Regions from separate parts of the Homo sapiens genome. Here region 1 is linked to region 2. Evidence: chromatin contacts called from ENCODE Hi-C or POLR2A ChIA-PET data. All regions are on one chromosome and are shown on one strand. Each heading gives the region's core, a stretch centred on a gene start or an enhancer-like site at or near the end of the contact. The rest is flanking DNA. Distances are from core to core; before and after follow the strand shown. Region 1 overlaps AKAP10 (A-kinase anchoring protein 10). Region 2 overlaps AKAP10 (A-kinase anchoring protein 10).

What was found. A loop is a pair of places that touch in the nucleus more often than their neighbours do. ChIA-PET counts read pairs that join two places held with the same protein, here RNA polymerase II (POLR2A).
Region 1: a loop to region 2 is called in a map of Caco-2, with 11 times the contacts of the local background. The contact joins two enhancer-like sites. A Hi-C loop is called at or near these places in 2 of 168 maps with a recorded cell type or tissue (Caco-2 and HAP-1) and 1 of 37 single-sample maps with no recorded cell type. POLR2A ChIA-PET finds 5 or more read pairs at or near these places in 6 of 52 experiments (BJ, CD4-positive, alpha-beta T cell, H1 and 3 more).

Annotation. Positions count from the first base shown.
Region 1 is chr17:19,944,803-19,949,845 of GRCh38, reverse strand. AKAP10 (A-kinase anchoring protein 10) reads left to right here. Exons shown (of 15, transcript NM_007202.4): 5 at 2,341-2,439. Among named protein-coding and RNA genes, the nearest start is that of AKAP10, 31 kb to the left of the region's middle. Within about 2 kb of position 1,550, at least 2 of the 41 ENCODE cell types and tissues checked have a DNase peak (open chromatin) inside an H3K27ac peak, as active enhancers do.
Region 2 is chr17:19,902,966-19,908,092 of GRCh38, reverse strand. AKAP10 (A-kinase anchoring protein 10) reads left to right here. Exons shown (of 15, transcript NM_007202.4): 15 at 1,861-3,791. The coding sequence ends at 1,866. Among named protein-coding and RNA genes, the nearest start is that of ULK2, 38 kb to the right of the region's middle. Within about 2 kb of position 2,976, at least 4 of the 41 ENCODE cell types and tissues checked have a DNase peak (open chromatin) inside an H3K27ac peak, as active enhancers do.

The sequences.
Region 1 (5,043 bases), core at 301-2,800, 43 kb before region 2:
GGTTAAAAAAGAGAGAGAAAAGAAATGTAATAAAGATTTAATAACACCGTTTTTTTTTTTTTTTCTCTTTTTTTTTTGAGACAGAGTCTCTCTTTCTGTTACCAGGCTGGAGTGCAGTGGCGTGATCTTGGCTCACTGCAACCTCCGCCTCCTGGGTTCAAGTGTTTCTCCTGCCTCAGCCTACTGAGTAGCTGGGATTACAGGTGCGCGCCACCATGCCCAGCTAATTTTTGTATTTTTAGTAGAGACGGTTTCACTGTGTTGGCCAGGATGGTCTCGATTTCTTGACCTTGTGATTCGCTCTCCTCAGCCTCCCAAAGTGCTGGGATTACAGGCGTGAGCCACCGCGCCCGGCTAAGTCTTTAAATATTTTTTTGACATTGCACTTTTTCTCTTTTCCTTCTAGGATTTTAGTAACCCAAATGTTAGTTTTGTTATTGTTTGGCAGGTTCCTGAGGCTTTCCTTACTTCTTTAAATTTTTTTTTCCTGTTGTTCAGCTTCGAAAATTTCTATTCATCTGTCTTCAAATTCACTGGTTCTTTCCCGTTATTTCCATTCTGTTATTGAGTCTTTGTAGTGAATTTTAAATTTTGTTTATTATGTTTTTTAGTTCTAAAATTTTCTTTTTTTGTGTATGTCTTATACTTTGCTCCTGAAACTCTTATTTGTTTCAGGAGTGATCTTATTTCTTAGAGCATGGTTTTAGTAGCTACTTAAAATTTGTTTTATCATCCCAGCATATGTGTCCTCTTGATTGTCTTTTCTCTTGTGAGATAATGGGATTTTCTGGTTCTTTATATGACAATTAATTTTGGATTGTATCTTGGACAGTTTGACTTACGTTACATGATTCTGAATCTTGTTTAAATCCTGTGGAAAATATTGAAGTTTTTGCTTTAACAAGCAGTTGACCTAGTTAGGTTCAGTCCACAAATTCTAAGCAGCATTCTGTCGGCTCTGGTTCCATCATCAGTTCAGTTTTGTATCTTATCTGCTTATGTGCCTTTCTGTGTCCAGTCTGGGACCTGGCCAATGGTCAGGTCCCAAAGCCTTTGTACACTTTTAGAAGCAGGGCCATGCACACCCAGCTCACGAGTGGCCCCGGGAGTGCACATACAACTCGACGTTTTCATGGGCTCCTTCTTTTCTGTGATGTCCCTGACACGTTCTGCCTTCTAAGAACCTCCCTTTATCCCTTTCCTGTTGTCTGGCTAGAAAGTCAGGGCTTTAGATTCCCTATACTTCAGCACACTTCCTGTAGCTATGTCAACCTCTGTGGCCACGACTTCTTCTTCTTGGGACTGCAGTTTCTCTTGTCAGAAAGTAGGATTCTTGGAGCTGCTGTCATTGCTGCTGTGGCTGCTCTGATGCTGCCTGGGAGTCGAAGGAGAGAAAGGAACAAAACAAAACAACCCAGGGGATTTCCTCCACTCTCTTTGATCCGTGAGAGCCCCCTTTCCTGTTCCTCAGACCAGAAATAGAGGGCCTGTCTTGGAACTTCTTCTTTGTGCATCTGGTGTGCAGTTTCAGCTTTTGAGTCCAGGCCAGGAGGTGCTGGACAAACTTGTCAGGAGTACGGAGGTACTGCAAGTTCTGATTACTTTTCTCAGTCCACCTGCTTCCAAGTCCTTGGATGCATTTGTCCATTGTTTTGAGTTGCATTCCATGGGAGAGACAGAAGAGTGTGCTTATTTCATCTTGACATACTTATTAGGATTTCATATCAAATCAACGGATGATATTCTCTATATTAATTTGCTGTTTTCCCTTTAGCAAGCACATTAGGAAAATAACACTTTAACACCCGCCTTTGGTGGTTTCTGTCATAATTATTAATACTTGACTTTTTTTTTTTTTTTGAGACGGAGTCTCACTCTGTCCTTTGAGGCATTGTCCCCATAAACTTTTGGTAAAGCATCAATAATTTTATCTTTCATCCACACAAGCTTCACCATAAATTTGATGTTTATTCTTCCATTTTAGCAGAATTCATGTTGCTCCAATAGGGGCTGTCTTCAAACTGATGTTTTCTCCTTCTTAGTGCCTCAGAGTAGATCCTGTTCAGATACGTTATAACAGGTTAATATGAGTTTATTTTGGTGTAAAAGTACTTTGAAATTCATGCATAGTTTTTTCATCATATGCATTTTCCATAGCTTTGAACACCCCCATGTAACTCTCCTCTTCCACAAACCAAACAATGAAAAAGCACCTTTGTGATGGAAGTTTATTTTGCAATAGGAACTCACAGTGATCTAAGCCCTGCTATTCATGAATATAATTCATTACTGGAGTCCAAGTTGCTTTTTGGTTTTTGAAGTTCTCTTCTTCCCTTGCAGGTATAGAACAAGATGCAGTGAATACTTTTACCAAATATATATCTCCAGATGCTGCTAAACCAATACCAATTACAGAAGCAATGAGAAATGACATCATAGGTAAGCAGTGCTTGAAACTATGGCAAAAAAAAAATGACAAAAAATGCACAGAACTGACAATTTTCGTTATTGACTAAGATAATTTTTTCTTAACATGGAATTTAGCAGTTCCCTTCCTAATTTGTTTTCTGAGTATTTTTTATATCGGATTATAGCTCACTTTAAAAGTTTCTCGGCTGCATTCGGTGCGAGGGTCTTTGCCTGGGCCAGATGGGCTGCAGTGTAGCGGGTGCTCAGGCCTGCCCGCTGCTGAGCAGCCGGGCCGGCGGGCGGCTACGCTAACCGGCACAGACCACCGGATGGACTGGCCGGCAGCCCCGCACCAGTGCACGAAGTGGGCGGGACAGAAACTTCTGGGGTTGGAAGTCCAGTGAGGCTAAAAGCCGGTACCAAAGTCTCTAGGCATCAGGGCTGCAGCCCAAGAGTCTCACGACCAGTGGGCAACTGGATGGCCAGACAGGTGTCTCAGTGGTGGCCTCTCCGTCTCAGGGCTTCATCCCACTTCTCAGTGGGCCTGACGTCCCTGGGCACCCTGGATGTCTACCTGCATTAGCCAGAGCCATCACATGGCCTGTGACTTGCCTTTTTTTGCCAGTTGATTGTGCCACACACAGTGTCATTTCTGTGTCATTTGGCACAGCTGGAGGTGCAAGGAGGAGGGCAGCCTCATGTCCAGTCCCAGTTTCACGTAACTTTATTCTTCTGAATAAAGACAATTTGCTAACCTTAAAAAAAAAAAAAAAAAAAAAGTTTTTCTTATATGTTGGACCCAAATTCTTAGGCTTTAACCTGAATAACAATGACAGCAAGATCAATAAATAGTACACATTTATTAAACACTCACTGTGTCCCAGACAATATTCCAAGCACTTTTTATGGATAGACTCATTTTAACTTCTAAAGAACTTTGTGGGATAAATACAGTTATTTTATAGATGAAGAAACTGAAGCACAGAGAAGTTAAGTGCTTTGTCCAGGGTAACAGCTCAGATATGGCAGAGTCAGGATTTGAAACTAGACCCTCACATACCTTAACTGCTGTGCTGTGGCAGTGTTTTTCATACTGTAGGTTGGGACCAGCCTTCTCTTATGCCCTCACCCCCTGCCAAAAAAAAAAAAAAAAAAAAAAAATATATATATATATATATATATATATATATATATATATAATATATATATATATAAAATATATATATATATAAAATATATGTATTAGTATATATGCATATATAGTATATATTATATATTAGTATATATACTAATATATAATATACATATTAGTGTGTGTATATATATATATACTAGAATAAAAAAATCAAAGTATCTCAGAGTAGTAAGGACAAACATTTCAGAAAAATGTTTTCATTATATATACATGTATGTATGTGTATGCTGATTCAACAAATATATTTCTTATAGGTTATAGCAAAATAGTTTGAAAGCTTTTACTGTGTTTTATCAGGAAGACCTTAGGTGAACGTATATTCACAGATAAAAGAGGTTATTTATTCATTCAATAAATATTACATTCTCATAAGTCCTAATATTATGTATTTTTATTCTTCAAAAAAGTTAGTATTTGTGATTTATGAAATAAGACATGTTCTTGCACTTTTAGCAGATCTGTCCCGATGTTGGGCTTCTTTAATCCTTAGTGTGGGTGCTTTGCACTCACTCACTGCTGGGGACAGCAAGACCCCTGTTAGTCTCAGCTGTGTTTCTTAAATTGGCCCACTGTACCTTCCAGTTAGCTATTCTGGGGTCCATGTCATGTTGGCTCCATTTTCCTTTTCTTTCTCCCACACAGATACCTATAACGGCTATAACATAGGCCTGGTGGCTGTTGGTGGCTTATCCCTATCTGCTTGTATTTAAGGGGTACTGTTTCACTGAGTTTTGCTGACAGATGTTGTCATGAGATTTGAGGTTTTCTGTGTTGTTGCTCTATTTTTATGTGGGAATTTGCTACTATCATCATCCCTAGACCAGCTTTTCCTAGTAATACAACAGGGATGTTCTGACTGATTAGAGTTTGCCTGTTTGAAGAATTGGTTGGCTAGTGATTTTTTTTTGAGGGGAGTCTGTACCAGTTAATAGCCTGACTGGCGTGTGGATAAAAAGGAAGCAGTTTCAAGTCAAATAAAACACTTAAAATGAAACCACACTGCAACTCTCTTTCTTTTACTTAAGCTTAATCAAATTAATGATGATGTAATCCCATGAAGGAAAAGTCTTCTGAAGGATCAAGTTGATAACATTTTGTGATCAAAGAATTTGAGAAAACCTCTATCCCAGTGTCTATCATTATATATTTTAGGATGTTAATTACCTGTGTGGCTTTAGGCAAGTCATTTTTCCTCCTTGAGCCCCATTCTTAATCCTGTCCAAATTATTTGTCTCCTCTTGCAGTTGGACTATTTTAATATAGCTGTCCTTCAAGTGAGTTTTGTTCAAAGGAGCCTTCACTTTAGCTCTTACTGTGTACCCACTTTGCATAGTCTTGTTTTAAATGTAATCCTTGGATTTTTGGTGTTGCTAACTAATTACTGTTTTTATGTGAGGATTTAGAGTGATCCAGAATCTATACTTGCACTACCTCCTTCA
Region 2 (5,127 bases), core at 1,727-4,226:
AGGAGTTCAAGACCAGCCTGGCTAACATGGTGCAACCCCGTCTCTATTAAAAATACAAAAACTTAGCCAGGCATGGTGGCCGGCACCTGTGATCCCGGCTACTTGGGAGGCTGAGGCAGGAGAATTGCCTGAACCCAGGAGGTGAAGGTTGCAGTGAGCCGAGATCGCACCACTGCACTCTGGTCTGGGCAAAAAGAGCAAAACTCAGGCTCAAAAAAAAAAAAGAATGTCTGACGTCAATCACAAATTACCAAGCATGACATGAAGTTGACCTATAACCAGGAGAAAACTCAATCTATAGAAACAGACCCAGATGTGAGAAAGATGATGAATTTAGCAGACAAAGACCATCAAGTGGCTATTTTAAATATTAAAAATATGTTCAAGTGGCCAGGTGCAGTGGCTCATGCCTGTAATCCCAGCACTTTGGGAGGCCAAGGTGGGTAGGAGTTCAAGACCAGCTTGGCCAATATGGTGAAACCCCTTCTCTACTAAAAATACAAAAAAATTAGCTGGGCATGGTGGCAGGTGCCTATAGTCCCAGCTATATGGGAGGCTGAGGCACAAGAATCACTTGAACCCGGGAGGTGGAGGTTGAGGTTGCAGTAAGCCGAGATTGTGCCACTTGTACTCCAGCCTGGACAACAGAGTGAGACTCTGTCTCAAAAAAAAAAAAAAAAAAGTTAAAGAAAACAAGAGTATAATGAGAAAAATGCAAAATAGTTTTAAAAGAACCAAATGGAATTTCTTAAAATAAAAAATACCAGAAATGGGGGCCGGGCGTGGTAGCTCACGTCTATAATCCCAGCACTTTGTGGGGGCTGAGGCAGGCAGATCACCTGAGATCGGTAGTTCAAGGCCAGCCTGACCAACATGGAGAAACCTCATCTCTACTAAAAATACAAAATTAGCTGGGCGTGGTGGCGCATTGCCTGTAATCCCAGCTACTTGGGAGGCTGAGGCAGGAGAATTGCTTGAACCCGGGAGGCAGAGGTTGCGGTGAGCTGAGATTGCACCAGTGCACTCCAGCTTGGGCCACAAGAGTGAAACTCCGTCTCAAAAAAAAAACAAAAAAAAACAGTAGACTCGAAGAACTAGCTGAGTTTTTCTTTACTTTAGGCAGTAAGTGTGACCTTTTGCAGGTGACTACTTTAGTTCCTCATGTCCTCATTAGTAGATCAGAGAAATTCGACACCAAAACCCCAAAAGAAAAACCCCTTCTAATCCTCATTCCATGATTTTATGAATGCATGAAGTCCTAGGCCTGCGAAGGAATACTCATTCTCTTTATCCTGTGTTGATACCTCTCTGCTTCAACCTCCAACTCGACATTTGCCTATAGGATGTACTTGGACATTCAGCATAAACTACCTCACACCATTACTGAATTGCTTCATGTGCACATGTCCCATGCCACAATACCGGGGACCTTGTCTTCCGTGATATTTGTCCGCAGTGCTGTGACTACAGGAGGGAGTCAGTGAATGTCTGCATGTGTGTCTTTACCATCCCTCTTGAATATGCTCTAGGGTTAATTCCTAGAAGTAGAATTACTCTATTGAAAATTGGCAATATTTTTCATTCTAATATCTATTGCCAACATGGGAAAGCAAGTCTGGATGCCAGTCCTTGTTATATGCCCCTTGGGTAAGTTACGTAACCTCTTTAAGCTTCTGTTCACTCATATTTTAACAAGGAAAATTACAATATTTTACCTCACAAAATTGTAGTCAGCTTCTGGCTGTCTTAAACTCTGGTATATAGTAAACACTAAGTGTTGGTGTCCATCCTTAATTTGTAATAATAGGTCACTTGTTAGAGAAATGCACCTTACCATTTTCTTTTCTTTTCTTTTTTCAGTTATGACTCAAAACTTGAGATAAAGGAAATCTGCTTGTGAAAAATAAGAGAACTTTTTTCCCTTGGTTGGATTCTTCAACACAGCCAATGAAAACAGCACTATATTTCTGATCTGTCACTGTTGTTTCCAGGAGAGAATGGGAGACAATCCTAGACTTCCACCATAATGCAGTTACCTGTAGGCATAATTGATGCACATGATGTTCACACAGTGAGAGTCTTAAAGATACAAAATGGTATTGTTTACATTACTAGAAAATTATTAGTTTTCCAATGGCAATAACCCATTTATGAGAGTGTTTTAGCCTACTGGAATAGACAGGGACCACATCCTCTGGGAAGCAGATAAGCATAGAACTGATACTTGATGCACACTCGTAGTGGTAACTCATCCCTAATCAGCATTGTAAAGCAGGTGCCAGAGGTGGTTTGCTTTGTCCTTCCAAAGCAGGTGAGTCAGCCCCACCGAGAGCCAGGCAGCTTTGAGTGGCAGCGTGGTGCTAGCAGCTTCAGCGGAACAGGGTGAGAGTTAATTATGCAGTCTTCTTGACAGCGGCATTAATTTGGAAGGAAACTGACAAGTCATGGGTCAAGTTTCAGTGACTTCCTCCTTCCTCTGATGGCAGTATATAGTTTTCACATTTTAATTCCTCCTCCTGAGATGCACTATACTTAAAACCATTCTCTCCCCTGCTAACAGAAGGGTGTGAATCTGGTTTACTTTGAGCATTAGGATTTGCCCCTTTGGAATTCTGCACTCCAGTTACTTAACTTTCCCTTCAGAATACATGTGGAAAGAAAGAAAGAAATAGCGATGACTCCACTTTTGCCCCTGTGGCACCTTGAACAAAGCAGTTCTTCCCAAATTATACTTTTTTTTTTTTTAAATAAGGTGAGCAGGATGACTGGGGAGAGAGAAACATTTGACTTTGACTGCCTCCCCCATTCTTTGCTGTGAGCTGGAAAGTGTGCAGTTGGTCGTCTTTCTTCTCCTTTCTTTAGGATAGTAAGAGACTCACTCACTGCACTTCTGCTCAGTTGGCTTCTGCATCGGGATCACACAGCCATCAGCAGGACTGCCCAGTTGGTGAGCACACTCCATTGACCACGTGGCGCCAGCGCTTCCTCAATGCACATGATTGAGAGGAAAGAAAGTTCTCTTAGATGTTACTGCTTTTGCTCAGACTTTGCAAAAAAAAAAATATATATATATATGTATAAATATATAATTATTAATCACTTTTGTCCTTGAGAAAGTCTTGAATGAACAGAGAATTTATTCCATTGCAATATTTGATTGTATAGAGGCACACTGTTTCATCGACAGAAGAAGCAAAAAGGCTTTGTGTAAGTTTTTGGTACTATGTACCACCTCTGTTATTCTTTTAAAGCTGAAGTATTCATGTACTTAAACCATATTATATTTAATTGTGTTTGATTTTAAAATATATATATATGAATTCTATTTAAAATTGTGTCAACTTTCTGCTTTCAGGGCATTTATGGCTCTTCTGTTGAAATATATTGATCTTTCCAAATATTTTCATTTGCTTTCTAAAAACCCAGAACATGAGCCACTACTGGACTTTGCCTTGTGTTTGAAGTGTATGGCATAAACCCAAGGTTTTTATTAGTCATCTATGCTGTGATTAATTCATTTTGTTCTTTTAACAAAATATTTCCATCCACTTCACATTGCTTCAATCTTTAACAGAAAAGCAATATAAAGGTTATAGAATAAAATGTGGTTTTGGGCAACTCTTGCTGCCTCTGCATGTTTTGGAATAACAATTTCTACAAGACTCTAGGCTGTTTAAACTAGTGCTTTCAGTTAAGATAAATTCTAATCATTTCTTTGTATATACATTTTGTGCTTCTGAGCTAGAGATGCCAAGTAGTTGTAAACTGCTTATAAAGAGAATAGCAGCAAATTTGAGACTCGGCTACTTTTTTCTGCCCCACCTGCTTTGAGACACAGAAGCGGAGTGTGGCCCGAAATTATTAGCCAGATTTAATATTTGATCTAAAGTAGGTCCTTGTACTCATTTTAAAGTTGGAATTTGATTCCTCCAACATTGAGCACCCACCATGTTCCAGGCTCTGTGCATTGTGCCCACAAAATAAGATTCCCTGGTGGAGTTTTTATGGGTTCAAATAATCAGTTGAACACCCTTCATCTTTATCATGTTGTTGACATTGACACAAATTGTTTAAAAAGAAAAGATATTAGAGAGAAAGTGGTACCTTTGTAACTTGATGTGTCTTCATCATTCGGTAAGATTTGATGAAAGTAAAAAGCAAATGTCAGCCAAATCCAGTGAACAGCAATAAAACAGGGAGTAACTTTTTATAACTTTTTCTACTTGGATTTCAACATTCAGTAGAGCTTTTCGAAATGTAAGTAGTTTACAGTACTGGAGGTTTGACTAGTTCAGTAGGAATTTGGAGGGGAAGGTCATTCTGAATTGTAACAAAGTACAAACTTCTTTGCTGTTTTATTTAAGTACTGAGAGCTAAGCACCTGATGAAGTGACTGACCTCTCTCCAGTGACAGTGTTTGGGTACCTGCCTGACTTCAGGAGTGGGGTTTATGTTTCTACACAGTGACCTTTTCTCTCGCCCTCTCCTCCCTCTTGCCCACACACCAGTTGATTGGACCTGGGTTGAACTCCTGATCCAGACAGGCCCAAGACAGTTCTTAATGTTAAGAATTTTGGGGCCGGGCACGGTGGCTCATGCCTGTAATTGCAACACTTTGGGAGGCCGAGACAGGCGGATCACTTGAGGTCAGGGGTTCGAGGCCAGCCTGGCCAACATGGTGAAACCCTGTCTTTACTAAAAATACAAAAATTAGCTGGGCATGGTGGCGCACGCCTGTAATCCCAGCTACGTGGGTGGCTGAGACAGGGGAATCGCTTGAACCTGGAGGCGGAGGTTGTGCAATGAGCCGAGACCGTGTCACTGCATTCCAGCCTGGGTGACAGAGGGAGACTCTGTCTCCAAAAATAAAAATAAGAAAAAGAATTTTGGGCTAGGTGCAGTGGCTCACGCCTGTAATTACAGCATTTTGGAAGGCCCAAGATGGGCAGATCACTTGAGGACAGGAGTTCGAGACCAGCCTGGACAACATGGTGAAACTCCATCTCTACTAAAAAGACAAAAGTTAGCCAGATGTGGTGATGGGCACCTATAATCCTAGCTCCTCGGGAGGCTGGGGCAGGAGAATCACTTGAACCCAGGAAGCAGAGATTGCAGTGAGCCAAGATC